Linked DNA regions of Homo sapiens: region 1 is linked to region 2. A link is a loop called in an ENCODE intact Hi-C map of the cell type or tissue named here. Cell type or tissue: dorsolateral prefrontal cortex. All regions are shown on one strand. Links, peaks and the distances in the headings refer to the core of each region. The heading gives the core; the rest is flanking DNA.

The links. A loop is a pair of places that touch in the nucleus more often than their neighbours do. Peaks named below come from ENCODE experiments on the same cell type or tissue, not always from the same donor. Only the 100,000 strongest peaks of a DNase experiment are listed, where the experiment ranks them.
Region 1: it touches region 2 in a loop (4-fold over the local background); 5 of 110 quality-filtered maps call a loop at or near these places.

Annotation. Positions count from the first base shown.
Region 1 is chr9:2,163,463-2,178,795 of GRCh38, forward strand. SMARCA2 (SWI/SNF related BAF chromatin remodeling complex subunit ATPase 2) reads left to right here. Exons shown (of 34, transcript NM_003070.5): 29 at 6,957-7,010. LOC107987043 (a long non-coding RNA gene) reads right to left here. Exons shown (of 5, transcript XR_007061395.1): 4 at 11,559-14,758; 5 at 8,423-8,766. Among named protein-coding and RNA genes, the nearest start is that of SMARCA2, 160 kb to the left of the region's middle. In dorsolateral prefrontal cortex, for the core only: no CTCF peak of the experiment used is centred there; no DNase peak of the experiment used is centred there; H3K27ac peaks cover 1,016 bases.
Region 2 is chr9:2,112,582-2,127,914 of GRCh38, forward strand. SMARCA2 (SWI/SNF related BAF chromatin remodeling complex subunit ATPase 2) reads left to right here. Exons shown (of 34, transcript NM_003070.5): 25 at 3,241-3,468; 26 at 6,877-6,954; 27 at 11,138-11,356. Among named protein-coding and RNA genes, the nearest start is that of SMARCA2, 100 kb to the left of the region's middle. In dorsolateral prefrontal cortex, for the core only: a CTCF peak has its summit at 3,749; no DNase peak of the experiment used is centred there; H3K27ac peaks cover 1,761 bases.

The sequences.
Region 1 (15,333 bases), core at 8,576-13,575, 58 kb after region 2:
GAATCAGTAACTCTTACGTTTTTACTCACCCCCAAGCTCCCCTTGTATATTTGCCACAGAAAGGGACAGTATTCTAGAAGCCAGCTTGGATTATTATGCCGTATTTTCTCAGTCCCTGGTTTAAAACAAAATATTACTAAGTAGAGAGCATCACTCTGTATATACATCAAACTTTTTTGCCTTTGTCTCAGGAGAGTGTAACGTCTGTTTCTCTGACCAGATGGGCTGTGATGTGTGACAGGCATTTTGTTCATTACTTGCTGAGTGAGTCAAGGGCTGTTATAACACTGAGAAGGGCCAGGAAAGTCCTTGGAGGTTGAGAAGCTAGGCCTTTCATTCTAAGGTGATGGCTGTGTCTTTCTCTAGTGACATAAAAGAAGTCACCAACAGGTGGATGACATACTGCCAACAGATTCGTTTGGTTTTATGCTTTTTTTTGAGGGGTGGGGGTCAGCAAATACATAAACCTGGAGAGATTTCTTGCAAAAATTTCCCTCCCATCCCCCACCCTTTTGAAAAACCAGAAACTCTGGCAGCACTTTGCCCAGCTCTCCCTAAGGTAACAATCAGTAGGCATGAAGAAGTGGCCATCCTTTCATTGGCAGCATCGCGCTCTAGGTTGTCACAATCCCCGTCACTCTGTATCATCTCTTCAGTATGGAGTGCGTCGCCATTTACCGTCATGCTTTTTACGCCCGACTCACTTCATTCATTTGTATTACCTGCTGGCTCCATAGCCTTTGAGTTTATGACTTCCTGGTATACATGGCTGTGGGCTGACCACTTTCCTAGAAACCATCCAGAAATACAGATTGGTAGGAGATTATATGCCTTAAACCTCAGCTAAGCATTGCACAGTGGTTTAGAGTACAGACTCTTGTCTGTCTTGATTTAACCACCTGCATTTGAATCCTGACTCTGACATTCACCAGCTATGGGACAGTGGAGTAATTTACTTAATCTCCCTGAGCCTCAGTTTCCCCATCCCAGAATCCCAGAAATGGGATTCATTACTGCGCCTGCCTCTAGAGTCCTTATGTGTCATCAGGGATTTAATGTAACTCAGGTTCTTTGAACAGTTTCATTATTAATAATCAGCCTTTCAGACTTTGAGGCTAATCAGGTAGGTGAATGGACCTCTGAGCACCAGAAAGAAAGTGTCCTTGCTGATGCTGATTTCCATGGTTTTATTTCTAGAAACAGAAAATGCCGTTTCAGTGGTACTGTTTATTGAGTATGTCTTTAGTTGTACTGTAGGTAAAGGGTATTTGAATATTTCAGCATGCAGATATTGAGTAGCTTTTTCTTTTTAACTTTTCCTTGTTTTATTTGCTTACTTACTTTTCCTTAAAAAGTGTCCTGGTAAGACACATTCTATTAGCTCCCACATTTAGATGCTTTCTGGGGAGTATGTACTAAATTTCCCACCACTGAATGTTTCATATACATTTCATGTTGGTAATCCTCTAGAAAAAGCACTAACTATTTATATTTTGTATTTCTCTTTAACTTGGTACTCAAGTAGGAGGCACTCAAATTAGGAGAGCCTTAATTAGATACAGTATCATATTTTTGGTTGGTTTTAGAAAATGCTGCTGGGAGATGTACATTTCACTGTGTTGAGATTTTTGCACCATTAAAGTCAGTTATTTAAATAGTAACTCAACCCACCTGTGAAAGAAATACCACCTGTGCTAACCTCCTTCCCATCACTTTGGTCAAATGTTAGGGCTCTGACAGTCATGTAGATTAACAGCATATTAAATAAGAACAGCCATTTATATTTAACTGATATATAAGAAGAATTAATTAGCTCTCATGAGACAGTTGTTTAAAAGTTCATGCATGATTCTGGGGCAGATGTATCTTGATATTTTCATAAAGAACTAAGATCATTTATGTGTGTGTTCGTTGCTTTTTAGTCAGTGATAGGACTTGTTTTTTAAAAAGGAGGGTGCTTCTAAAAATCTGACCCTTAAGAGCCAGATATTGTGTGATTCATAAGTGTAAAATCCTTCTGCAGTAACTGCTGTCTATTCAGAGGTAGTACTGGTCTGTTGCTACTGGCCCCCATCATTTTATTTGCACAAATAGAAAACTTTATATCAAGTAGTACCAGAAGGCTTTGTTTTGACTTGTTAAGCATGCTTTGTTTTCTGCTTATTTAGAAGCTTTTAAAAACTCATATTCTCAATTTATGTAATATTTAACCTAAGACTGTTCTTTGAGAAGGGATTCATCCTGTTTGCATTTGTACCCTTGAAAATTGCCCCTGGGATGAGATGTAGAGTTAGACGGTAAAGAGTAGAGTCTGTGGAGCTATTCCAACTCTAGAGACATGGCTTTCAGTTACTTGGATAAAGAAGAGAGAGAGATTCCTAGAGGCATTATTAACGTTGGAAGGGATGTTTAGCTCTGCCTGGCCCAACTTCCCACAATACAAGTAAGTCCCCTGTACCACCTCTGGCATGTGGTCATCCACCTCCATGTGGACACTGCAGTGTGAGCTCCCTGCTTCAGAGCAGTTCTTGACACCAAAGGACAGTTCTAAACACATCACCGTTTCCTACATTAAAAGGGATGCAGCCATCTGACCCCTAGCTATTTGTTCTACTTGGAACCTCAGAGAATAAATCTGCTCTCATTCTGAGAAATATCCTTTAAAATGTATCAACAAGCATATCTACCTCAGGACATTGTCCTTCAGGTAGGAACACTTCACTTTGCTCTCTGAGTGATGCCTAGACATTGGCCACATTCCAGTCTCCTAGTGTCCCATTTAAAACATGGCGCCCAGAACTCCAATGGGGTATTCTGATCATTAATTACAGGGTGGTTAGCTTCCTTATTCTGGACACCAGAATTCTGTTAGCATAACTCAAGGGTGTGTTTACTTTTTCCAGCAACCTTGACACAGAGTTAACTCATTGAATATGTGACTTCTTGAAATAACCCCCACTCCCCACCCCAGAACACACATACACTGCTCTGATTTCACATGAATACTGCCAAGGTTAGCTTTCAGATAAGCATAATTTTTTTGAACCTATGCCTACTGATTGTATTCTTATCCCTGTGTAGTTCCAGCCTTACTACTTTTCATCCCATCATCCTTGCATGATGCTGTACCTCTAAATTTTTATCTATGCAAAAATTATGTTTACTATGTTTATGTATCTAAGTTTTTTCATCCAAAGATTTGATATAAGCTATTGCTTAGAAACTTAGACAAAGGACAGGTCTCTGTGACATACCCCTGAAAATCACTTCAGGTTGACATGAATATATTAACCAGTAATCCTTAAGGTTGGCTACCCATCAGTGAACTCATATAGCCATGCTCTCATGTCACCCACATTTATCCTTTCTCAGCATTTTCAAGAAAGGCTAAAACCATGATACACCATGGCTAGCCTTTCCAATCTATCACCCTAGAAACCCTGCCGAAAAAGTGAAATGAGGTTAGCTTGCCATGGCTTTTTCTAAGAGACCTCCTGCTGGCACTTAATGATGTTATTTATCTTTTCTAAATAGCCCTGTGGCATCTGAATAATTTCTTCTAAATTTTTACCAAGGGTCAACATGAAGTGTAACAGTCTCAAATTTTCTTTCTCATATTGAAATTGGGACATTTGCTTATCTCTAGTGTTCTGATTCCATTTTTGTGCTCTGTGATTTCCTAAATGTTATTAGCAGAAGCAATCTACATGCTTTTCCAGGATTTAATTAGTTTGCAACTGGACACTTGAACTTACTTGAAGTGGCTTGATATGCTCTTTCTATCAACTCTCTTATCAGGAGCTTTTGTTCACCATTTATTATGCCTTGCTTTTCAAATCTGAGCATTGTTCTCATTCCTGAAGAATCTGGAAACAGAAAGTGAATAGGGTGTCATCACCTCCTCCCTCTCTATCAATTGCTCGAAGACAATTCTTTCAGAAGCAGTCCACAGGAAGACCAGCCCTGCTGTCTGTAAAAGGGTTTGGACATCAGGTCTAGCCTTGAAGATGGATGCAGCAAAGTGATGGAGGAGGCAGGAGATACCTGCCTGGTCAGTGCCTGGTCAGTCCAATTGGTGAACACAGCTCCGGGGCACAGAGGGGTGGCAGCCACGTGGCTCCTGCCTCCCTGACACTCTTCAGTCTCTGCTGTCTTCCCCTAGCTGGGAATGTGTTCTTCTTGCCCCTAAATTTAATAAGCCCTTGTGGTATCTCTGGGAATTGTGGTAAGACTCAGCTTGTCCTGAATTTTTAGTTCTCACATTGGAGAAAATCATTCATTCTTTTTAGAAATATTTCCTTCATTGTTTGCTTATTTCCAGGACTGTACTCTTGAATATAACTATAGGGTAAAAAATTCCAGGTACTTACCCCCACTAGCTCATCATGCAGTGGAAGAGATAGCTTTCCTATGGGATATTACTGAAGAGGTAGCTGGCCTGGGGAATTCAGGGAAGTAGGGGTCGTATGAGCCCCATTATCTGAGGATACAATGACATTACCTGGTACTTATAATCAATTCAGGACATTATAATAATATTTACCTGGGGAAATGAGCTTTTTTTCTTTTTCTTTTTTTTTTTTTTTTGAGACAGTTTCGCTCTTGTTGCCCAGCTGGAGTGCAGTGGCAACATCTGCCTCCCGGGTTCAAGCAATTCTCCTGCCTCAGCCTCCAGAGTTGCTGGGATTATGGGCGTGCACCACGATGCCTGGCTAATTTTGTATTTTTGGTAGAGACAGGGTTTTGCCATGTTGGTCAGGCTGGTCTCGAACTCCTGACCTCAGGTGATCTGCCTTTCTCAGCCTCCCAAAGTGCTGGGATTACAGGCGTGAGCCACCATGCCCGGCAAATGATCTGATATTTTATTACATTATAGCAGCTTTCCAAGAATTTGGTAAACTACAAACCTGTGGACTAATTGTAGTTAATTCCTATACACACTGAAAAGTAATTTGCAGCATTTTTCTCATTTTGAGTAGGGCTGAAACTCTGCTGAAGGCCTACATATAATCAGCCCATTCTCCAGAAGGGCAGGGCTCTTATTTCAAAATATTGCCTTGTTCCAAGGCTTCCTCTGTCTCGGAAGTTCTTTATTTGAAGTGCGTTAGGTATTTACTGTGTCGAAGGCTTTCCCACACTGATTATCATCTCAAGGCTTCATCAAACCAATGGATCTTTACACTGGCATTCATACTGTCTTTCTAAAATAAGTTTTCGTAACAAACATTTTAAACCAAATCTATGTCATTATGTAGTTATTATTTTTTGTTGCTTTGTTTTAGGGTTTTAAAAATTTGTATTTTTTTTTCCCCAAGCCAATCAGATGGCTGACCTGCATGGACTCCTTATCAGAATGATTTGAAATTATTCTGCTGGGATCTTTGGTTGTTCAGAACCCACTGAGTTGTAATCTGCGTCAGTCTTAGATGACAGAGCCATACCTAGCTTCTCTGAGTTAGTTACAATCTACTCTGTAAAGCGTTCTAAGGTAGCACTTGTTGTTTTCAGGTTTTCCTCCCGTCACTCGTGCACATTCGGAGATGACATGGTCTACTTAAGCTTCTGTGTCTCCTTGGTCAGCACCATCATTAGCCCAAGGTCCTAAAAGTGAAATAATGAAGACTTTCCCAATTCTGTGCCTTATTGCTGACACTCAGAGTCCCCTCAACCTGCTCCTAATTGTCCCTACAAGACACCCGTTCACCTGCCTCCTCACCCCCTGTCTTCCTGAGGCCCTTGCACTGCTGGCCTGGCCTGGCAAGCTGCAGGGTGGACTGCGTGCCCTGCCTCCAGTCTCTTCCTGTCCTGGCTTCTTTCTGAGGCACCTAACTTGTCATTTCATATTGTAACTTTAGAACTCTTCACAGCGGCCCCGTTGCCTACCCGATGATGACCAGACTTCTTAGCGTAGGAGAATTGTTATCTTCCACAGTCTGAACCTTCGGATCTTCCCAACTTTTTTTTTCCAACGCACCCCTCCCAGCTCTCCTTATATTTCAGACATTCCAAAGAATTCTGTGTATTTTGAAGCGAGCACATGCGCTTCCACCCCTCTGTTGATTTGTTTATGGGTTTATGCTTTTCCCTCTCTGCAACACCCCGACCCCACACTGACTCTAGAGCAGAATGGGGCAGTGACTCCGAGAAGGGATTTATACATGGACAGGCACAGGCTGTGAATCCCAAAGGGTGCTGTCTACACCTGGAGGGAGATCTAGAGGGTATGGAGGGTCTTCCCAGGATCTGTGAAACCTGGCAGCTGCTTCCCTGCCACCACAAAAAGGGACACCAACCTAGCAGTTTCAAAAATCCTCAACTGAAGAGGCTTTTCTAGAGGCTTGTAGAAGTGCCCAAGACGCCAGGTGGTGGTTTATTTTCATTTCCCACTAAAGATCATGAATTCAGTGATCTCTCGAAAAGGAATAGAGCTCTTGGAAGCAGAGCTGACTAGTTAGATGGTGTTCAGACCCAAATTGGCTGATGCTTGGAATACCTTCTTTGTGCAGGCTACTGTAAGAAAGCACTTTATCCTATTTAATTTTTATAACTTTCTGAGGTAAGTATTTCCCCCATTTTACAAATGAGGGGCTAAACTCAGATAGACTAGCACTACCTTCCCAAGATCACACGCACCTCTAGCCAGTGGCTGCCTGTCTCCCACCTTCTGGAACAGTGAATGGAACATGTAAGAGGGAACAGGGTAACAGGAATTTCTGTGTGTGACGGAAGTAGGAAAATCCCAGAAAGGTTAGGAAATCCACTTCCCCCACCATTTTTAGAGAACTATGTTATTTTTCCGAATGAGGTTCCAAACATAACCCCGTGTAATCTTCCTAACAAGGCAGGTTGGTGAGGAGACTGAGGCTTGGCCAGGTCACCCAGCCTAGGAAGAAGGAGCCGGGCGGGGACGAGAACCCAGGTCTTCTGACTCTAGTGTTCTTTCTACTCTACCGCAGGTGTAACGTGGAGAAGGTGCCCAGTAATTCTCAGTTGGAAATAGAAGGAAACAGGTCAGGATCTGTCTTGTATTCCCCTATCTCTAAATACAGGTATCCCTCGTTACGTGAAACAGATTGAATCATATAATCGGCCTTTGGAAGCAAATTTCTTCGGTCACCTCCTGATCACCCCTACTTGGAGAGCGGGATAGAGGCACAGATACTCTTAAACAGCTGTCATGGCTTCTGAAGTTGTTGGTGCTGTATTTTAATCTGGCTGTGCCAATTCTATACATGCACTCCTTACAAGGGTATTGGGAGCTCCTGGAAAGCCCGCCCTAACTGCAGCATCTTGGAGATGGGTTTCTGTTGCTTCCCCCTCCCTTCCAGCGCAGCTTCTGTTGTGTGTTCCTTGGGCCTCTTTAACTCTGTGCTGTCTTGGTTTAGAAGCTTAATGCGAAGCACCTGTAGTGACTTGATCTCCTGCGAGACATGAAGAAGCGTGCATGTTCACGCTGTGTCTGCATTCCAGAGTTGATCATGGCATGCAGAGGGCAATTGCTGAGTTGTCTCTTGTTTGTGTGATGGGTTGGGTTTCAGGGTGTGACTCCTGGGCCTACCTGTTGTGTGTAGTCCCAAGCATCTAAAGCCAGTCTCTTTCAACCTCTGTGTGCCTTTGCTTCTGTTGGGTAGAAAGCAGAAATGCTTTTCTCCTAGAGATAGTGTGAATATTAGATGACATTGGTTGAGCTGGAGAGATGGATGTGCATGATACGCCAAGGCTAGGAGCTCTTATTAATATAAGAGAGATAACATTTCTTTCTCCATTTCGGTCAACCTGTACTTAAAAAAAAAGTTGATACAGTGCTTTACCATCCATATTTCAATTTTTTCAGCTGACCCAATAACATCCTTTACAACATTTTTTCCACCAGCATAGGATCCAATCTAGGACTGGAGAGAGAGAATTGAGGATGTATCGTGTATTTCAGAATGAACACAGATCACTGGTTGTGGTATTCTTCTTTATATAAGGAGATTAAAAACTAGTGGTGATTTATACTTATACTTATCCATTTTTGTGTGGAGATGAAACTGTCGGGCAAGATTGTCAATTTTTGATATTTCTTATTGCAGTCCAGTAAACAATGACTAATCCTGGAAACCAGGCACATAAACTATAATGTCCATTGAGAAACGTCAGGAATTTTGTTCTGTATTTGCCATTATGAGAAAGAACTCAGTCTGGATTCTGACTTGGAGATTGAAACAACGAATAGTTGACTTCATAAGTTTGGGCAGTTTAAATAATCAACCAACTTGGGTAAATATTTCCACCCCTAATACCTAGAAAGGAGGCCTTAGGGCTAAATGGCATGATGTAAGCTGAATGCCCTGCCCAGGAAACAGGGACAGGCAGGAGCTCCTTTCCCTCTTTGCCCTCTTCCATCAAGATGGTCATGTGACCACGAAAAGTAGATCAATAACTTTAAAGGCTATTTATTGCAAGTCCCCAGTGCCATGCCCAGGCTTTTTGAGGGGAGATGACATGACGGTATATGGTTAGGAACTAGATAAATTCATTTTCACTAAAGACACATTTAAACTGTAATTTCCAGAGACATAGCAGTGGGCTTGGTGTTTGCTTCCTCAGGGCTCTCTGGAGTCTGTCTTGTCCCTTGCTGTCTGTCACACACACTTCCTTTTCCCATAAGCCTGAGCTGACAACATGGTGTTTGGAGATTGTATTATGATGAATTAACCCTTTCTTCAGAAGAGCTTTTAAAAAATCTTTGCTTCAGTGGTCAAAAGAGGCTCTTTGTAAGTACTGAAAATGGAAAAAAAAAATGAATTAAATGGAGTTATTTAAAGCACAATTGGAAAGAGCTATGTCAACAAATAATGCAAGTACCTGGTATGAATGACACATATACACAGGGTGGGATGGGAAGGGATGGGGCAGGAGTGGAGAGCGCTTCTAACTGGCTGTGAGCAGAGTGGGAGTTTCTCAAACAGACGGGTGAAGGGAGGATGGGTGGGGGGGCAGAGCTTGTGGTGGTATGTGCGGGAAGGGGGGATGTAGCCATGGAGGCTTGGAAAGCAGTCCCCCTCTAGAGACTACACCATCTCAGTGTGACCAGCTCATTGGAGACGAAGGAAGACTGGGACAGCCTGGATGAGGCTGGAGAAGCCTGAGAACAGATCCCGGAGGGCCTTGAACACCAAGCTGAGGAGGAATTTTGATGTACTCTTCTAGGAGTGGGGTCTTGAGGGCAACCTGTAGTCATCGCAGTGACTGTTACGAGCACTGTTTCAAGGAGGCCAACGGAGAGCACACCTGAGTTCTGGGCGTGAGCGTGCAGGGACCAGTGTGTGATGTCTGTCATGTGGGAGAGGGGAGGTGACACCCAGGGAGCCGACATCAGCCCTGCAGTGGAAAGTAGATAGCCAAGAGAGGATCATGGGGATACAGTGAGATTTGTGTTCGGAAATGTCACTGATAGTCTGTGAAGGATGGATCGAAGGAGGCATACATTAGGAGAATGTTGTCTGGTAGTGGAGGAAGATAGTCCTTAAAATAAGGAAGTGGCAGTAGGTAGGAAGACAAGGGAATAAATATTCAGAGGTAGGATTGACAAGACTTAGGGGCAGTCTGGATGTGTGAGGAGGAGGAGGAAGAGAACTCACATAGCTCTTGGATCTCTGCCCTGAGTGATCAGTGAACAGCGGTGCCATTTACAGAAATGAAGGTGGCAGGAAAATTGGTGTGTGTGAAGGCACTTGTATGTATGTGTGTGTGCACATGTGCATGTATGTAGTTACCTGGCCCTGCATACACCATCACAGGACAGCTGAACTCTCTACTTGGCCATTAGCAGCCCTTGATGTTGTGATGATGTTGTTAGTATTGACTGCTCTTTCAGGACCAGCCAACAGGCTCTTGTAGGCAAAATTTATTTTTAGTACCAGACATCTTGTATTACTGTAAATGAGAGCGAGAGGCTGTAATGATAGCTCTCAAGCCCAAGCACCTCTGCATTTAGTGGCTCTAATTTCATTATAGAGAAATTACCATGAAATAGCACTGTGACCAATTAGATACACTTCTGGGAAATTTTAGGTGTAGGTGAAGCACCTTTTTTCATTCATTCTCTGTTTCTGATAGTTTGGACCCAGAATCAAGCTGACAGTTTATCGTGTAGAGTAGCAGCCTCCTGAGGTCAGCGCCTCATGCATTGTCTGGTGCATGAGCATTTCATGATGCTTCCCAGAGTGAGTTCTTCCAACTCTAGCCTTCCTACTCCTTCTTGGAGATTCCCAGTACAGCCAGAGGCCCTGGGAAGTCTTGCTGTAAAGTCAGCTGTTTAACTGCTTAACCCAGCATCTCCCAAACTTATTTGACCAAAGAACCCCCTTTTCACGGGACACTGTTACTAACCCATTAAGCTAGTGTTCTGTGGAGCACACTTTGGGAAATGCTGAATTGGAGCCCAAATATTACATTCAGTGCAGAGAGAATCTGCTCGGAGATGTGGACTCCAGTGCTTTATTTTGCCCTCATTACAAATATTGATACTTTAAATGTTTGCTGAAACAGGCTGCTTTGACTCTTGGTGACTCGATACTTATTTATGGTGCTCAGCCAGTTATGCCCACGTACAGCAGGTGGGCAGCCCACAAATAAACTTAGTCCGTCTGTTTCCCGAGACACAGAATGCTTCCCCTTATCTTCCAGCATTAGCCTGGCCCTGAAGCCCCTCTTTCGAGGGTCTCTGCCTCTCAAGCTCCAGGCCAACACCAGCATAAAGGACCCCTCTCTGAAGGAAGGGAAGGAGGCTCAGCTGGAAATAACAAAATGGATTTTCTTACAGGGCTGACACACTGTTTTCCAAACCACTCTATAAATGTTTTGATTAAAAAGGGATTGCTCTGAGAGATCGCAGTTATTTGGATATATATATGTCCTTGTATATTAATGGGGGAAAAAAATCTGTCTCACTCCTTTAGAATCACACCTAATATGTCTTCCTTGAGGATTTATTACAACAGCCATTGTAGGAAAAAGCAGCACTCCGGTGCCTGCCACGACCCACCCATTTAACAAAGCAGCGTGTGGGACTTGGGCACAGATGGAGAGGCATTTGATTTTGTCTGCAGAAGCTTTGTGCTTTTTAATTTGGTCGCAATTCAGCCAAAAGCTTTGAAGCATTTTACCATTAAGAAATGGGGAAGCAAAGGCCAGGCACAGTGGCTCACACCTGTAATTCCCAGCACTTTGGGAGGCCGAGGCAAGCGGATTGCTTCAGCTCAGGAGTCCGAGACCACCCGAGGCAAGATGGTGGAAGCCTGTCTCTACAAAAATGCAAAAATGAGGTGGGTGTGGTGGCATACTCCAGTAGTCCTGGCTACTTAGGAGGCTGAGATGGGAGGATTGCTTGAGCCTGGGAGGTCGAGGCTACAGTGCAGTGAGCCCTGATCGTGCTACTGCAGTCCAGCCTGGGGGACAGAGTGAGACCCTCTCTCAAAAAAAAAAAAAAAAAAAAAAAAAAAAGGAAATGGAGAGGCAGGAAAGGATCAAAGGACAGGATATTCAGTGGAAGGGAACGTGTGGGTTCTTACATTTTGAAAGACAGGGACGCTTTGAGTCATGAGCGCGTGTAACGTCTACAAGGTGGGGTGGGAAAAACTGTAGAAATGGCCGGCTGAGGAAGCTGCGGGTCATCCGGTGTCTGTCTGTCATCACATTTAGTCAGATGGGCAGTGGAGTTCTGTACCTGCACCCACTGTTATGAAACGTCAAGTGAGAAAGAGGGCAGAAAAGTAGCCATCCTAAGACAGTATTTCCGAAAGCTGAGTGATAGCTGACAAATCTACTCAAAAACATTTTTTGAAAATGCTTGTCCCCGCCCCCCCCCAACAATACACACACAAAAACACTCTCTGGATCTTACGTCCTGTTTCAAGCACCTTTGCTTTGTAGTAATAAATGCAATGGGAGAATCCTGAAGAAATGCATAGAAACTGAAAAGAAGATTCTGATGGTTGCAACATACAACATATTAAAACTTTTGTGTAATGATTGTATTCTTTTATTTGTTTGGCTTTATGTGATAGTTAAAAAGTGCCAGTTGGTAAAACGTGCTGCTTATGGTGATAAAAATAAAGGTTGGTCCTATGATCCTTAAACGTAATTTCTTTGGAAAAATAAAATTAGATATTTGACTTATGGCATGTTTTCAATGAAGGTAACCCAATTAAAGTGTTTGTTGGGACCTACTTTATTTATGGATAAAATGGTTCTAAATTACATTCAATCATAAATCTTCATTTTGGTGAATAAGAGTAAATTATTATTTTTCATTATGCTTTGGCATATCTCCTTCTGGTCGTTTTTCAATGCCTTTTTTAAATCCTTGTTGAGGTTGAAGTTGTACTGCACTACAATTTGATATCCTCTGTTTTTTTGGGTTTTTTTTGTTTGTTTGTTTGTTTTTTGAGATGAAGTTTCGCTCTTGTTGCCCAAGCTGGAGTGCAAATGGCACAATCTCGGCTCTCTGCAACCTCCGTCTCCTGGGTTCAAGCGATTCTCCTGCCTCAGCCTCCTGAGTAGCTGGGATTATAGCCATGCGCCACCATACTCGGCTAATTTTTTTATTTTTGGTAAAGATGAGGTTTCTCCATGTTGGTCAGGCTGGTCTTGAACTCCTGACCTCAGGTGATCCACCTGCCTCGGCCTCCCAAAGTGCTGGGATTACAGGCATGAGCCACCGCGCCCGGCCTGTTTTTTTTTTTTTTTTTTTTTATAATGACGTAACAAGCATTTTTTTCTTTAAAATACATAATTTTAGACTCTCTTGCATTCTATTACTTGTTCTTTCCACAACTGTTAAACGTTTTGGCTGCTTTGAATTATTTATTTTAAGTAATCCTGTCATGAACATCTTGATGATTATCTGTTTCAGCCCAGAGTAGATTACCAAAAGTAAAATCATGCATCAGAGTGTGATTGTTTTTAAGACTCTAGACAAAGTCTTGGTGCCTTTCTTATTGAGCTGAGTGAACCCTTTTCAGTCTCCTAACAGGGAACTTTGTTTGTCTTGGTAACTCAGGGACATTATTTATCTGTAGTCCTTTATGACTATTAGGGTGATTTTTTTGGTGGTGTTGAGACAACAAAGTCAGCTCTGTTGACCAGGCTGGACTGCAGGGGCATGATCTCAGCTCGCTGCGACCTCTGCCTCCTGGGCTCAAGCGATCCTCCCACCTCAGCCTCCCAAGTAGCTTGGGACTACAGGCACATGCCACCACGCCTGGCTAAGTTTTGTATTTTTTTTTTTGTAGAGATGAGGTTTCTCCATGTTGTCTGTGCTGGTCTTGAATTCCTGAGCTCAAGTGATCAGCCTGCCTCAGCCTCCCATAGGGCGGGGATTGCAGGTGTGAGCCACTGTGCCCCAACATTGGGGTGATTTTAACAGCTACTGATTCCATGACCCAAACAAGTCTACTCCCATCCCACCCTGTTTTGCTCTTGCTTCAAGGGTCTAGGTGATGATATTTCCAAACTTGTTAGGAATTATCACCAATCAATACTCAATAAGGCTGAGATGAGAGATCTCAGTAGCAAATATGGAGTGCAGATGCTTGTAACACCTGCTTCATGACTGGCTCAGGTTTCTGCAGGCTCTCTTGATAAGTAGGGGCACTAATGTGGTCTAGTAAATTCTTCAATGATATATATTAAACTTCATAGGAACCTGAACCTGAAAAGAAGCAGCACACTTCACCTACTGCCCTGCAGTGTTGACCCAATTTTTAAAGTTTTCTTCCCAAACGACTTTGCTATGTTTGATTCCTTTAGGATTGTGATAGCTTTTCTGTAAAATCCTTCCAACCTCAAGTGAGTATTCTAAATCATGACATCATTTTCTAATTGAAGTAAGATAGTCACATTTTAACCCTTATTAATATAAACAATTTATTTCAGCTATGGTTAAGATTTCTTTCTCAGCACTATCTATTAGCTATTCTGGTCAACAGATCAGCTTGAGCAGGTAAAAAAGAAAAACCATAAAAGACCCTCACTAATTATCAATTTTCGCCTGGTCCTGGAAAAAAAAATCATTAAAAGACATAACCAGTATTCTAGAAGTAGATTTCTTTTTTTTTTTGAAACTGAGTTTCGCTCTCGTTGCCCAGGCTGGAGTGCAGTGGCGCGATCTCAGCTCACCACAACCTCCGCCTCCTGGGTTCAAGCAATTCTCCTGCCTCAGCCTCCCTAGTAGCCGGGATTACAGGCATGCGCCACCACACCCAGCTAATTTTGTATTTTTAGTAGAGAGGGGGTTTCTCCATGTTGGTCAGGCTGGTCTCGAACTCCTGACCTCAGGTGATCGGCCCGCCTCTGCCTCCCAAAGTGCTGGGATTACAGGCATGAGCCACCGTGCCCGGCCAGAGGTAGATTTCTTAACTAGCATATCAGCCTTCAGCATGTCTCTAAGCTTAAAATATAATCAAAGCTAAAGCTGACATTTATGTAAAGTTTATAATGTATGCAGTCACCAGTTTAGAGTCATAGTATAGATGTGGAATTATACTTTTGGTTTGTGGAGGTAATGAGGAAAAAAAAAAACGGTTCCCAGATGAAGCATAACAAATTAAATCTCAGTAGTGTGTGTATATAAGCCATGCATACAAGGAGTTCAAACTACCACTTGCACAGTGGTATGTGGCTCTTTTCCATCTCGTACTCTATGGTCTCATGGCCACGTCGCGGTGTCTGTTCACTTCCATGAAGAGGAGAGGTTCTTGTCCACCAACACCTGTGAACCGTAAGACCAGTGAGTGCCTTTAAACTTGTATTTCAAGTTGTACCCCTCCCCCACTTACCCCATGTCTCATCAGAGCCATACTTTCTAGCCTGAGGTAGATCATTACGTAAAATCCATCCGATGTCACAGGCCATCAGTGGTCTTGGGGAGGGGGTCTCATTTTTGTCTGGGAAGTAGTGTACTTTCCAAGTAGCAATTTATATTTAGGCCTTAAATTGTGTAAAATGACATAATGGAAAACACCTTGGGATAGGATAAGCATTTCAACAGAAACAGAACACCTTCTGTAAACAACATTGTACAATTAGACTATTGTTCTGTACTTAAAAAGGAAAAAAGCAACTTTCTGGCCGGGGGCAGGGTGGTGCATAGAAAACCACCACATTTCAAAAGGTGTATTAAAAAAAAGCCCTCGCTCAGCTCAAATTAGAGAAAGAAATGACAAGAATTCAGAACTGTCAGGCTGCTTCACTTCCTTTTTTGTTTGTTTGTTTAATTTTTTTTTAACCTGTAATTTAGGAAAAAAATAAATTACTCCAGCAAGTGTTCGTGCTACCTCAAGGTAT
Region 2 (15,333 bases), core at 965-5,964:
GAACTAAAGCTTTGGCAGCAAAACACAGGATCCCAGATTTTCTCTGGTGGAATTTACAACAGGTTCCTCACACTGGGCCTCTGCAAGTATTTCTAGCTGCCATAGGTAGATTCACTTCCACCTGATTGAATAAACTGAGCTGACCAGATTTTTCATCTGTCACTGAACAGGACCATTAGTTTGGTCAAATTTTTCTTTTTCAGGAATCAGTGATTTTATAGTGATAAAGATCCATCTGAGTTTTCATTTAAAAGGTACAGAACTCTACTAAATATTGTTAGGCACTTTGCATACCTCACCTCAAGTAATCGTCAAAATATCTTCTACATAAGGAAACCAGTCAATGTTAGCTTGCTCATGAACACCCCACCAGGATCATTCACACCCATGTCTGTTTAGGTTTCAGTTTGAATACTGGGTTTGAGCTCTTTCTACCTTGCACCCTTGCATATAGATTGTATAGCCCCCAAAATGAAAATTGTGAAGGTCTTTGTATCAGGTTAATTTTAGCATGCATTGAAGAAAAATTTCTATAAGTATGCATTATCATGTTGAATCAAAATTAAGGCACATTGGTGAAAATAGGGGATTTGACATAGGTTGACAGATAGAGGCCTTAATGTTGCTGATTGAGGACCCTACCTAGAAGCAAAGATAGAACTCGTGATTGTGGAATTAACAAAAAAAAATCCCACCAGGTTGCCAAGACTCTCATTTCCAAACTGTTGGTTAGAAACATGGGTTGGTACTCGTGTTTTTTACCCACGGAGCTGCAGCTGTGTTGCTATTACGGAATGGTCGACCACATTTAGCTTGCAGACCCTCTTCTCAGACCAGGCTCTTAGCTTCAAGTATTATCAGACCTAAGTCAGTGTGATGAAGTTTCAGACCACCGAAGTGAGACTTCAGAAACATGGAGTAATCCATCCAATAATTACAGCACTTCTTTGTCACAATATTCCCCCCACATTTTGGCTTAGGGACTCAAGCTCACATTTCGTTAAACTTCTCCAGTCTAGAAATATTAGCTTTTGTGACCTTCCAATTAGATGGGTGATCTGAAACACACAAACACACATCACTGCTACCACCACCAAACGAAACTTAACTGCAGCAAATTCCCAAGGATTCTGTAATGTCTGACCGTGTTCCTATGTTGTCCATGTGCCCTGCTTCCTCACCTGTTCTATTCATATTCTGCTGCCCCCTGCAATTAGTATTTTTGTGGTTTTGTCAGCATCTTCTTGGACAAGGGTCAGCAATCTACTACTCGCGGGCTCGGTCTGACCTGCCCCTTGTTTTTGCACCCCCACAGGTGAAGAATGGTTTTCACTTTTTAAAGTATAAATTAGAAAATGGTGGGGAAAAAGAGTATCAGCCTTCTGGTGAGAACAGTTGTTCAATTTTTGCTTCTGGGCCAGACAGCATAGAACGTTTACTATTGCGCCCATTTTAGAGACTGTTGGCCTCTGTTCCAGGAGATAGTGAAAAGCCTCATGACACAGACCTTGTCATCTTGACTGCTGTTAGCAGGTCTGGTGAAGATATGTGGAGAGGGACGGTTGAACTAAAAGCTTAAAAAGGAACTTTAGGGTGTTTTAAAGTTCTTTGTCCCCTTTGGATTTGAATGATCCACCTTACATTCTCCTCTTTAGAAAATAATCTAATATAGATGGGTCCCAGCTGTTTTCATGGCTTAGCACTATGATATTTATATTAACTTATTCAAATATCTGCTGAGGAAGAAGTTTTGCCTAATTGGCTACTTAATTTTAAAGGTCCCTGCAGCAAAAACAAATCTCCAGGGCAGCCTTTTGTCTGCTGCCTTCTTGTGCTACAACAGGTGACCAGGAGACTTGTCTGGTCAAGAAGACGGGTTTACAGCTGTTGAGCATCAGCTCTCTGCAAATTATGGTGCCAGGGATGTGGGATACAGAAAACAGACTTTTGCCCTAAAAATCTATACAGTCTAATGGGAGACATGTGTAAACAACTAATTAGCATCAGCTCAGATAACATCACCTGGACCACAATGAATAAAAGCCACATGCCAAGAAGTTTTTATTACGTAGCTATAAAATTAGGTAATTCTGTTTCATGGGCTCATGAAGGTTTTTATTTAAAAATTTCATGAAAGCTTTTTTCTTATTATTAATATATGAGTAACATTTAAAGCAGAAAAAAAGCAAAATGTAAGCAAAGTGAAGAAAGTGAAATAACACCTATAATCTTATCACCTGGAGATTTACGTTGTTGGCATGTTGGTGTTTGTCCTCCTACCTTTTTCTTTATATAGATAAATTTGCACATGTAAGATCAGAATGCACATGGTTCTTTTTAACTTGTTTTCACTTATGTCATTAAATCTCCTACAATATAATTTTTATGATACTTTGTTGATACATACATATAGTAGGATACTATAATTCATTTAACTAATTCAGTATTGTTGAATGTTTCTTTTTTTAAAAAAAAAGCCATTAGAGAGAGTAAATTATTCTGAGAAGGTACATCCTTATTTCTAAATCTTTGTGCATATCTATGATTATTTGTTTAGGATACATTTCCGAAGTAATATTTCTAAGTCGGAGACATAGACAGTTTTAACACTTCTAATAGGTAGTGACAAATTTCTGTCCCCAAAAGTTTACCAGTTGACTACCCAACTAGCAATCCTTTTGATTTCCCAGATTGAAGACCGAGTCTTTGATAAGGTTAGGTTCGAGGAAATTGACTACCTGAGCAGTCAGTGTGTGTGTATGTGTGTGTGTGGTAAGATGTATGTATGTATAATACCTGAATGTACAACTCAGTGATATTTTTAAAATAATCTTCAACACATCACGCCAAAGAAAAGGCGTTTCTTGCAACTTAAGGTTAGTTGTAGGTGTTATGTAAGTCATAATTCTGACATTGGACATTGGTGTCTTGTTTAATGTTTTAGATATGGACTAAATCTGATGGGGAACCTAGAGACAGATAAAAACAATATGATACCTGGATTTCAAAACCTGAGATGTATTTCAGTTGGCTTGGTTAATTTCAACCCAGGTTTCTTCAACTAGGAATGACACTGAATTTTTCCAAACGTAGCTTGTGTGTTTTTAAAATGTAGGCAAAATCTTACCTTAGTGAAGGTGAAATACAGAACCCTTCCATATTTCCCTCTGGGGTGGGGTCCGGTTTTGGATGCCTATGCCAGGCATCTCAGTCCTCATAGCATATTGACCCCCCAAACAGGATCTGCAGGCCCAAGACCGAGCTCACCGCATCGGGCAGCAGAACGAGGTCCGGGTACTGAGGCTCTGTACCGTGAACAGCGTGGAGGAAAAGATCCTCGCGGCCGCAAAATACAAGCTGAACGTGGATCAGAAAGTGATCCAGGCGGGCATGTTTGACCAAAAGTCTTCAAGCCACGAGCGGAGGGCATTCCTGCAGGCCATCTTGGAGCATGAGGAGGAAAATGAGGTATTAGAGAAAACCCCAAGTTTATGAAATCAAACAGTGGCCTTTTGTCTCTGAAGGACTCAGAATAATCCCTTTGTTTAAAAAACTTCCTGGGCTGGCGTTAATGAAAATGAAGAAATAAACTGCTGTTTTAGATCCCAACCACAGAAAGCCTGTGAAAGTTATCCAAAATGAGTGTCTTAAGAGCTATGGCTGGAGGAACCTCAAGGCTTGGCCTGTGGGTGCTCCCTCCTTTTTCCCAGGGTGGTAAAACCAGCTGCTTTATTGAACCATCAGTGCTGCCTTCTGTAGGGCAGATGCAGAACTGCAGAGGATACTTTAGGGACAAAATCAGCCGGACGAGACAAGACATAAATGGAAGGGGTCCTCTTTCTCTCATCCTCCAGAGCCCTCTCTCTCTTTTGCCTTTTGATCAGGGATCACAGAGCTTCAACATGTTTGTAGGACAAACCTTCACAGCCATCTTCCGCACATTTAGCTATACTTGCTCTTGGCAAGCATGACCTTAACCTCTACTTTAAATTTTTCTTTAAGAGCTGTCTGAAGGTTGGGAAAAATTCTGGTTAAACAGCCTTTATTTGTCAGGGTTGTATGAAGAATGCTTTGATTAGGTTTTTATTAGGGGAATGTTGAGTTGTCATTTGTATTATTTTTAGATTGCCAACGTTAGTAATTTTATAAATATTCATTCCAAAATGGATTTGAAGTAGATTTTTAAACGTATGTATATAGTGTAGCAAACTACAGAATATCAGCAGAAGTCCTTATCATAAAACTGGCTGAACATATTTTTTGTGTGTGCCCATACTTACAAATTGAAGAGTAAGTCTACCTTACATATTCATGTGGAATACTGTTTTCATTGCATATATTAGATATAATTTGATTTTTGCCTTAAATAGGATATGTGTTTTTGCATTCTTCTATAAATTATGAACCTGAGTCTTTTAAAAGTCTTATAAACAAATACTCCTCAACTTACAATGGTGTTACATCCCGACAAACCCATCATAAATTGAAAATATCAGGACATGGCCCCATCTTAAGTCTAGTGGAGTACTGAATGTGCATCCCTTCTGCACCATTATAAAGTCGAAAAATCCTAAGTCCAGCCGTTGTTAAGCCAGAGACTGTCTGTATATTTTTTTTTTCTAAAATGAATCTAAATGTGAAGTAAAGCTTGATATTTAAAGGTATCCTGAAATGAACCCATTTGCAAATTGAAGAGCACTTTTGTATTATGCCTCCTAATTTGTCCGTCTTATATTTTTGATTAGCTATCCACTGAGTTTCATGAAAATGATAAAAAATACATATGCACATGCACTCACTATCCACACACATTTGAAAAATTTTTATCTCAAATTATTTATAGTTTCTGATTCTAGAAATTGAATATTTGATACAGATATGGAGTCAAATTGTCAGGTGATTTTTTTGTTGTTTATACACTTGGACATTTCCAAAAAAACAATATGGCGAATGATCTATCCTGTGACAAAGCAGATATGAGCAGAGCTGACACTCAGCCAGTCGTCTCCACTACATTTTTGCTTATTTGTTTTGTGTAGGCCTTGTGAAAATAGTACCTGATCTGGTTGAGAATCAAGGAAGCCTGGAGTTTTCCAGCCTTCCTAAGCCGCAGGGAGTTGCTGATCTCCCCTGGGCCCGAGGGCTGCCAGGTGGGGCCTGACGTGCACTCCCCTCCCAGTTGTCCTGCCATCAAGGCTAGCTGTGAGCAGCCTTGCTGAGGCTCCTGTCCCTTCTTGGCTGCCAGTGTGTCAGAAAAATGTTGCCGTTTTCAGGGGGGCTTGTGTCCTGATGTAAAGATGTTTGAAAACACTGAGAGACTGCAGTCAAAGACTCTGGTTCTGAAAGATCAGGACAACATAGGCTGGCATCACCATGGTTGATGCGACCATGAAGTGCTGGGGCAGAGAACCCAGGAAGATGCATTGTGCACTTCCAGCTATTTGGTTTTCCATGAAGGTCATAAACAGGCACTTTACAAGAGAATCTTTTCATCTTGGGCATGGGGTTGTCTGAGCCCCTCATGGTCCAGGTGATGAGAGGGTAATGTGTGGTTCTAGGAAGAAAGTAGGCGAAGCGGGACATCTGTTCACCAGAGGAGACATTACCAGATATTTTGTACTGTGAAGTCTGAACCCACTCCCAGCTAGTCTGTGTCCTTGTCAGATGAAATGTAATATTTAGACAAATTGACTTTAATCAATCTGGAGGCAAACTAGAATAGAAGGTTTTTCAGAAATAATTATTATCTTGAATTGTAGATTTTTTTACTTTATTGGATTGCATTCATTTCTAACACTTATTAAGTTCCTGCAGTGCGAAAGACGTTATCTTGGGAGCCGACACAGTCATCTCATTTGAGCCGCTAGTACACTCATACTCTTTCTCTAAAACAAGTTGCCTCTTTTTGAATATACAGTTTGTGAAATTGGATGTCTGAAGTTCTGTGTTTTCCTCTTTCTTCCCTCGACTGATACACTGAAATTCCCCGTTTGATTTCTAACAAGCCCACTCAGCATATGATAAAAATAATTTGGGAAGATAAATCCTGAAGCATATGCCGAACTTTTAGAATCATTTTTTAAGTGTGGAAGTCATCCTATAACATTGCTAAAAATCCTGAGAACTGTTGGTTTCTGAGGAATTAGCAGAGAGATAATGTACCTTTGTTTGACGTAATATAAAATGAAAATTTTAGCCCATATGTAATTGCTTTCTCTGCTTCATTTAAATTATTTTAATTAAGTATAATTTTGAGGTTTTTTTTGTTACTGATACCTTTTTAGTTATCCCATCCATAGCTCCAATCATTAACAATAATACCCATAGAAATATATTAAGCACACTTCAAAGGCTATATATTTGGCACATATATGTGATTTTTATTGTCTTAGTGCCTAGTAACAAGGTTTCACATACTTATGTCTTTTGTAAGGATTTGAAAATAAGCATTTATATTTGGCATAAGGTAAATGGAATTAAAAGAATTAATGTTAGGTACTTTTTCATATGGATGTCCTTATTAAAATCTTACATCCCCATGTGAAATAGATGTCATACCCATATGACCAATGAGGTCACTGAAGCGAGGAGACATTAAGTAACTTGTTGTAAAAGTAACAGAATCAAGATACACATCCAGGAGAACTCATATTTCTTATAGTGGACCACAGTTTCCTCCCTGAACGGATTTTGCTCTGGGAAGATGGTTTTAATAGCTTGTAAAATAGTAACGTCAAGGACTAAATCCAGCAACCCCTTCCCTTTTCTTTCTGCCTTGAGAAATGGGACCCCTCTGGTCTGGAGGACAGATCACTTACTTGTTTGTACCTTGCCCCAGCTGTCCACTGGTTAAAATCACTCTGTTTTTAACCCCAGGAAGAAGATGAAGTACCGGACGATGAGACTCTGAACCAAATGATTGCTCGACGAGAAGAAGAATTTGACCTTTTTATGGTAATGTTACAGAAAATCATGAACACAAATGCTTTATACCTCTGCCCCTTTTTCTGTTAAGCAGAATGTCTGCAGCCTGCGTGCCTGGCAGAACTTCATACGTAAAGCCTATGCCTTTCCTTCAGTTCAGAGGCTGCAAACTGGCTGGAGTTAGCCTGCAGACATATTTTGTTTGGCCCACGCAGCGTTTTTTAAAATTTCCCATTCATTGCCAACATAAAAAAGAATCCTGATTTCTGGCTTCTCTTGAAAAATGAGATCGGGCAGTACCAGGCCCACATCTTTGTGTGGAAACAGTTGGCCAGGGCTGAGTAGCAGCTGCACTCTCTGGACAGGCCTCGCGGTCTACAGCTTACCATAGACGCCCTCCTGTTCCCAGTTCGTTTCTAATCCCAGGCCAGTGTCATTCAGGAAGCCTACCTGGCTCCTATAGGCATTGGAACTTACAACAGTGCCCTTACAGGATCAAAGCAACATGCTCCTTAGGGAGATAGGTGGACAACAGCTAAAACAACACACAGGTGTGCCTTTTCAGATTGTTGACGAGAGCCCGCTTAAATGAATGGGAACCTTCAAGGTGTGCATAAAGGTGTAGCCTTCATTTAAGGATCAAAATCAGTTGGATTTCCCTCCAGTATCTTCAATCATTTTCATCTTCATCAAAGACTGATTACAGAGAGAGTAAATATAAACCACAACTTTGGTGGTTGAATGCTGCAGAACCCTAAAGTTAGAGGTCCCAAATTTGAGTGCCATCAGATCTTACATGAGTAATTTGCATGTGTGAAGCAAGTGGGCAGAGGTAGGTGTACTGGAGATGCTTTGTCTATGGGGGGACAGAGCTGCAAGGTAGAAATGTGAGACCTATGTCGCCAGAAATGACAAATTTTCAAGGGGAGCTTGAAGTCTAGGTGTTTATATGTGATCTCTAGATTTTAAAACACTGCAACTAAATCCAACTTTTTAAGTTATTATATAACACTGCATGCCAAACAAAACACAACTGTGGGCCAAATATGATCCACAGGGTTTGCAATCTCCACCTTTTTAGCCTAGACAGAATGGAACTCCACCTGTTTGGAGAGGCTTATGTTATTTTGGGGTTTTGTGTGTGTGGCTTTTTTCTGGGAACATTGATTGTATATAATGATCCACAATAAAATTTTCTTTCTCAGGAAAATTCAGGTAGCTGTGGGAATAACTACTAAACTGGAATATGCACTTCCCTTTCTCCCTCCGTCCCCGAAATGAACCACCCTTCCCAAGTAAAGCTATTTCAGAGAGGAATGGTAGTAAGAAAGACTTAACAGCATGGTCAATGTAGGGCATTCATAAATTCTAGATTTCTTAACTCACACTGGTCAGCATAATCAAAGATTACAATATTCTCTATTTAGGGAGGTTAAAGATACCCATCAGAAATAGACATCCCCTCTGTCCTTGAAGAACTAATTAAAAGGCAGATTACTGGGGAACACCCAAGCAAGAGACCCTCAGCTGATCACTGTTAGGCAATAATTCAGCACTGCTAAAGCCGCAGATACTCTCAAGACACTGGAGAGGACAAGCTGCTTGCCATTATACAAATTAGATTAGGCCCAGAAATGGAGAATTCTTTCAGCAGCCCTGAAGTAAGGGGGTGAGTGTACTTTCCTGCCTTACTTTTGGGCTATTTGTAGAAATTGAAAACCTCAGAAACAATCTGAATATCTTGGAAGGCACAGCCTTCTTTTAATTTGGGACTATTTTACCACTCAAAGAACAGGGTTGTAACACAGGTGAGGCTGGCTAGGGAACACTTTTTGTAGGCACTTTGATTTTGTGAATTTTCTGCTGGTTTCTTAAAGGCTGGCTTCTATTTTGAGGATTAGACAGATTTTAGGTTTGGTTTAGTTTCTTCTAATCCACCGGCCGCCTTTGGCCAATTCACTATTCCTTAGCACCTCCACTTGGGGGCAGGAAATAAAATTTGAATCTCTGCCAGCTACAGATTAAAAAGTTTGGTGAGAAACAAGAATGGAATGTGAGCTAGAATAAATCTTTGGATTTTAAATATTTAAACTCTTTATCCATTATTAGAAAAGAGTGAGTTCTCTATAAAATTAATGCAAACTTATTATTTGATTTTGTATCATAGACACTGGTTTACACATGATAAGCAGATAGTTTATTTAAAATAACGTCTTTTAAAAAAAGCATGTCTTGCTTTCTCTTTCTAAAAATGTAACTTCAGAAAAAGTATCTTTTATACCAATTACTTAGGAATTTTACCAAAAAGATCTTTGGCAGCTCAAGATAAGTATCTGAGACATTTTGCTAACATACAAACATTAAGCTTTTAGATGCTATGTTCTCTACAAAGGGAAAAAGCACTTTTAAAACTAATTGTACTTGTAAGCATAAGGTTTATAATCAGATCTCAAGACCAATTATTCACAAAGTAACTAAATAGTAAGTTTGACTTTTGCCATAATGTTGAATTAATTATATTGGTATTTTGTGGGTAGAAATCTCTAGGGAGAGATGCAGTTATTAAGACTTTAAGCTTATCTTATGTAATCGAATCTACCTTTCCTAAAAGAAAAAAGAAACAAGTGCATAATTTACTTTTCTATCAGAAAAGATTTATTTTCTCAATTGTGGACAAATATATTAGCAAGAATAATGTCCATAGAAATGTATTGATTAAACATACCTCAAAGACTATTTTTTTGCTGTAGATAATAGTAGCAGTAAAACCAAAGATTGAAATGGCAGTATTTTGTCATCTCAGTATAGGACATTAACAAAATTTTTTTTTTTCTTATTAGCTCTCTAATAACTATTAGGAGGTTGCCTCACGAAGCCCCTCTTTAGAACTGCTGTAAAGAAGGCAACCTCTGTGTGCCAGTTATGAAGGTTTGGTGGATCCATTTCTCATACCAAAACATTAGAAGACAGGATTAAGCATCGTGAGCTAATTATAGCACATGACAGAGCAAGGTGGCCACATTTATCAACCAATGGGACTTCACCTGTCTCCCAAGCCTACCAGATTCTGGAAATGTAATGACTTCCAAAAATGTGGAAGAAGTATAAAGAGCTTTGACCACTAATTTTAAAATAGGTTCTAGAGGTCATATTTGGGTTTGCGTAGATATTTCATTTACATTTTATCAGTTTTAGCTTTTAAGAAAACATAATATTGAATCCCAATTTCAGTATGGTAGAACCAAAGGAAGAAGGAAAAGGTAAATAACAATGATTGATGGTCCATTTCATTGTGGAAATGACACATCTCGCTAGTGTTTATACATAATGTCTGTGGATATATAGTGGCAGTTTATTTTTTAAAAATCCATCGTATTGTTTAGTTATAGATTAAAGCCAAGTGTGTGGCCCTTAGTTTATTTACAAGTGAACTGGATTATTAAAAAGAGAGAAGGTGGGGAAGTAGGCATTTTGAAGGCTCTGAAAGGAATCCATTTCACTTACAACTAGATCAGTTGGGATGCGATTACCTCTGAGCTCTCTCTGTCTGTGGTATAATATATTCATAAGAGCACAAAGCTTAAAATGTAAAGAATTGAAGAGCATTCCTCAGACAGTGCCCATGAGGTATTGAAAAGTTAGTATATTCATGGCCAATGGACCAGTGAAACCATTTATGTCTCTTCCACATGTCCAACTGTGGGTAGCTATTCTGTACTGATACCTTGGGTCCCCCTTTTTTTTTTATTGCTGATTGTTTAGTTCAAAGCACAAGCCCTATTGAATAAAAGGAAACTTTCTTAAAGATCTTTCTTTTCTTTACTCAAAGAATAAGTTTCTTCCAGGGAAGCAATGAGTTGTATAGCCAAGAGGTCATATTTTTAAAATGCATTCCCAATTTGAATTTTTCCACTATTACTTTAAAGAGGGAGCTTTGCATACACACAGACTAAGAAAAGGAAATTCTTTAAAAGTACTTTTTAAATGTATGAATAAGTTTCAAAAGGTGGGTACAGAAAAAGGGAGGGGATTTTACTTAATGGAATCTCTCCCTAGATATTTAGGGATGAGCTAGAACAAGCCAACCAGGATGAGAGAGGTTGAAAGGGACCCTGCAGCCATAGGAAGTGACTTGGGGAAGTTGTGTAGTGCTGGGAAGTCTGCACCATACAGAAGCCCTGACTTTCGGTGACCCTCTTATTAATGTCTCCAGCGGATGGACATGGACCGGCGGAGGGAAGATGCCCGGAACCCGAAACGGAAGCCCCGTTTAATGGAGGAGGATGAGCTGCCCTCCTGGATCATTAAGGATGACGCTGAAGTAGAAAGGCTCACCTGTGAAGAAGAGGAGGAGAAAATATTTGGGAGGGGGTCCCGCCAGCGCCGTGACGTGGACTACAGTGACGCCCTCACGGAGAAGCAGTGGCTAAGGGTAAGCCTAGCTTTTCTAACCCGCTCTCACTAGGTGGAGGGTTTTTGGTGGCTTGGAGAAACCAGGGGCCTAGAGCTGGGATTTTCTGAGGAGGTTGAGTTCGCAATCAAAGGGAAGGGGCTCTTGAACACAGAAGATAAAGTCATTCTGCTGTTGCATAAAGTCATTGTGCTGTTGCATGAAAAGATAAAGGCGTTCTGCACTTCAAGGCGGTGCTTGGAAAAAAATATGCAGGATTTTTTGCTAGAGCAGAATTGGCCATTGGAAGCACAGGATTATGAGAGCTGTGAGACCCACTAATGTTTTATGACCAATTGCCTGGTCATGCCTCACTCTCTCCAACTGAGAATCAAAATGTGGAAGGGCACCTTAGAGATCTTTGTAATTGTTCCCCCTCATTTCATGGTCTTTAATCGAGGTTTTACTTCTGCAAGGTCTGCACAGATCTTTCAGGGATAGCAGAGTTTTCTAACTGTGTGGTTATTTTGTAGACCCATAGTACTTTTAGAGCTGGAAGGTACCTTTGTACTTGCTTGGTTTGATGAAGAAACTGAGGCCCAGAGAGGTGACATGGCTATGCAGGACACACAGCTGGTTAGAAAGCACAGAATCGGTGGGTGCTTATGTGTCTACATGCTCGATTTCCGCTTGATCTGATCTGTCCATCACAAACACAGATTAGAGCCTGGGACTCGGGTCACCGATGCTTGGAAATGTTATTCGGGAGTTTGTTTATGTTGTTTTTCCTTTGGAAAATGGTGATTTCTCATTTTGATTGAGGACTGAAATCTCAGAACGTTCCTTGGGCAGCACAGAAATATCAAAATGCTCTTAGGAGTCGCGTGTGTGAACACTGAGGCCCGGGTGACTGTTCCATTCGAAGGGTTAGCTCTACTTCCCATTTTTGGGAGTAGACTTAGTACCTAGAAAGGCACAGCAACCTGGGACGTGCATTCCAGACACAGCCAGTAAATGCATGCTGGAAATAGTAAGTGTAGTTGGGTAAAAACCAAGCAAAACAAAAGCTTTGGGGAGTTGTTCGTTTTATCCAAGGGGAGTACAGTTCCCAAGCTTTGTGAAACATGGATTTTAGGACCCAGGTTTTAAGTAGGTAGATGGGTAGAAAGGCAGTGGGCAGAATTTTGAGATTAGATACCAAAGGCAAACAGGTCTTGTCACCGCTTGAGATGTGATTTACTCAGGATGTTGTATGATGAGAGGGACGTGACCTGAATTTTGAAAAGATGGGAGCCTGTGATTCTGAAAAGCACTGCTCATTATTTGTGGTTGAACCGTTGTGTATAAAATAGAACATTTGTGTGATTAGTTTGTCGTATCCAGTCAAATATTCCAGTGACCTCAGAATATGATTCTGTGAATTTTCTTTGTTTCACTATTGAGATTATAGTTATGTAATTAGGATTCATTCTGTAATATGAAGAGTTTTTTGGCTAATATATATTTCTGAGCTTGGGAAAATTTTATTTAAGCAATAAATTGAGTACCTGGAGTATTATTACAGCAGACGGGACAATAATAATCTGGGCCAACCTTTTTTTTTTTTTTTTTTGAGACAGAGTCTCTCTCTGTCACTGAGGCTATAGTGCAATGGTGTGGTCTCAGCTCAGTGCAACCTCTGCCTACCGGGTTCAAGGGATTCTCCTGCTTCAGCCTCCCCAGTAGCTGGGATTACAGGCGCATACCACCATGCCCGGCTAATTTTTATATTTTTAGTAGAGACGGGGTTTCACCATGTTGGTCAGGCTGGTCTCAAACTCCTGAGCTCGGGTGATCCACCTGCCTTGGCCTCCCAAAGTGCTGGGATTACAGGCGTGAGCCACCGTGCCTGGCTGGGCGAAATTTTTAAAGCTAAGCTTTGATATGTTTACTCTCCAGACATTAAAAGCAAAATAACCTTGTTTATTGGGCAAGAATGTAGCTGAACTTAACTTCTTAAAAATAATCATTGGGAATTGCCCTGAAGAAAAACAACATTATGAATCTCAGGAAGTTTTCCAGTTTAAGATATCTGTTTTGTTTTCTCTTTTTCATTCAGTTTCTATCCCTGATGAGTAGCACAGTGCCTAGCATAGAGACTCAGTGAATGTTTGTGAAAATGAAAGTACAGCCTTAAGAGGAAAGGGAAAGTGACTAACTTATCAGCAGTGTTAGGAGAGCATTTCTCTTTTTAGCGCATCTAGTAAACTTCCTTTTATCTACAACATGCACATTTAAAAATGGAAAATTAGTTTGTTTTACAAAACTGCACTGTGAAAATTGGTTTTTATAATTGTAATTCTGAAATGCCATGCAACATACTAAGTCATCCAAGAAGGACGAAACTGTTCTCAAAACAGCTTTATTGTAACGTATCTTTTTGTAATCTAATCTTTTGAAAACTGCATGCCCGTATTTGGTATGAAACTGGCAACTTGTTATTAATCAGGACATGCAATGGATGCAACATGCCCCATGGCCTAAGCATTCAAAGTAGATGCTTCCTGTCTTTGGTGTTCACCAGCAGCAATCCTATTTAATATCAGCCTGTTAAGCTTTTTTGATGATGAAATGATATTGAAGGGGTTCTCATGGGCCTGGATGTGAAGAGATGTTCTCTACTGGCTTATGATTTAACACATTGCATGAACCCAGCCAACATGGCCTTGAAAGGGAGTTTGGCAAGGACCGTCGTGTAAGAAATGCTGTAACAGGGCTAAAATAATTCTTCTTTTTCCTGGCAATGTTGTACAAAGCCTGCTTGGCAGAGACATCCAAGATGCATAGCATCGCAGAGCTGCAAGGCAGTTGAATGGAACAGCTTCCCATCCCTTGCTTAAATCACATTCTCTGCAATCTCTGTGCCAGGAGGCTGGCCACCCCTAGAAGGAAAAACTACCTTTTTGTCTGTGTAGCCCCTCCAGTTCGTGGTCAGCTCTGATTAATAGTTCTTCCTCCCTTTGAATAGAATCTTCTTTCCTTGTAGCTTCTCCTCAGAGGCCTTGATTCTTTTCCCTGGGGTGAAGAGAACAATATTTTTTTCTGTCTTTAGTATCACAGCCCCATGGATAAAATGTTTGCAAACTCATGTTCAGTCTGGATTGAACTTTTCTACCTTCCTCTTTCTCTTGAACTTTCCTCCTCCTTCAAGGCCCAATTCAGTTGCTACCCACTCTGTGGCACCTTCACAGATAAATATTAATTGCACTTTTAATTGTCCTCTTAACATTTCTTTGCTTGTCCTTCAGTCACAGTTTCCTAGTATTCTCGGTAGTTGCCAACCTGCCTGCTTTCCTGACTAGTTGATAAGCTGGCTCTGTATCTTGTTAGAATTTAGGACTTCTGTGTACAAATACTAAGTGCCCATCAGTTGCCAAATTAAAGTAGCACTGGATTGACAGATAAGGGTATAGATAGATGTGGGTAATGTTCACTGCTGCCACAGATGGACCTCAACATGCCCTGTCCATGGACCTATCCAGAAAAATAAACAGAAGTTGATTTCTCCCTTCCCTGAAAGTCCATGGTAGGTATACCTGATTGGTGAGGACAGCTGTTCTCCATAGGGTCATTCAGGGCTCCAGGCTGACAGAGCCTCTGCCGGCTTGGTCATCTCCATCCACTTGAGCTGGAAGTGGGGAAAACAACATGGAGTAGTGGGTATGGAAGTCTAATGGGCCCTGCCTAAATGGTTATAATTCCATTGGCTAGAACTTGGTTATGTGGCCACTCCAGCTGCAAAGGAGATGGAAATGTGGTCTGGCTGTGAGCCCAGGAAAACAAAATTTTGGTGAATATTTAGCCATCCCTGCCTCAGCACACTTAGGTTAAATTTAAGTGTTATGGTCACTTTCTTTGCCAGTGGTGTTTTGGTTTCATTGAAGACAGGTTTTATTTTGTAATCATGGCATGCTAAAAATTCCTACAGTGTCCTTTAGAGAATCTGTTTAGTTGGTGGAATTTAGAATTTTTTTCTGCAT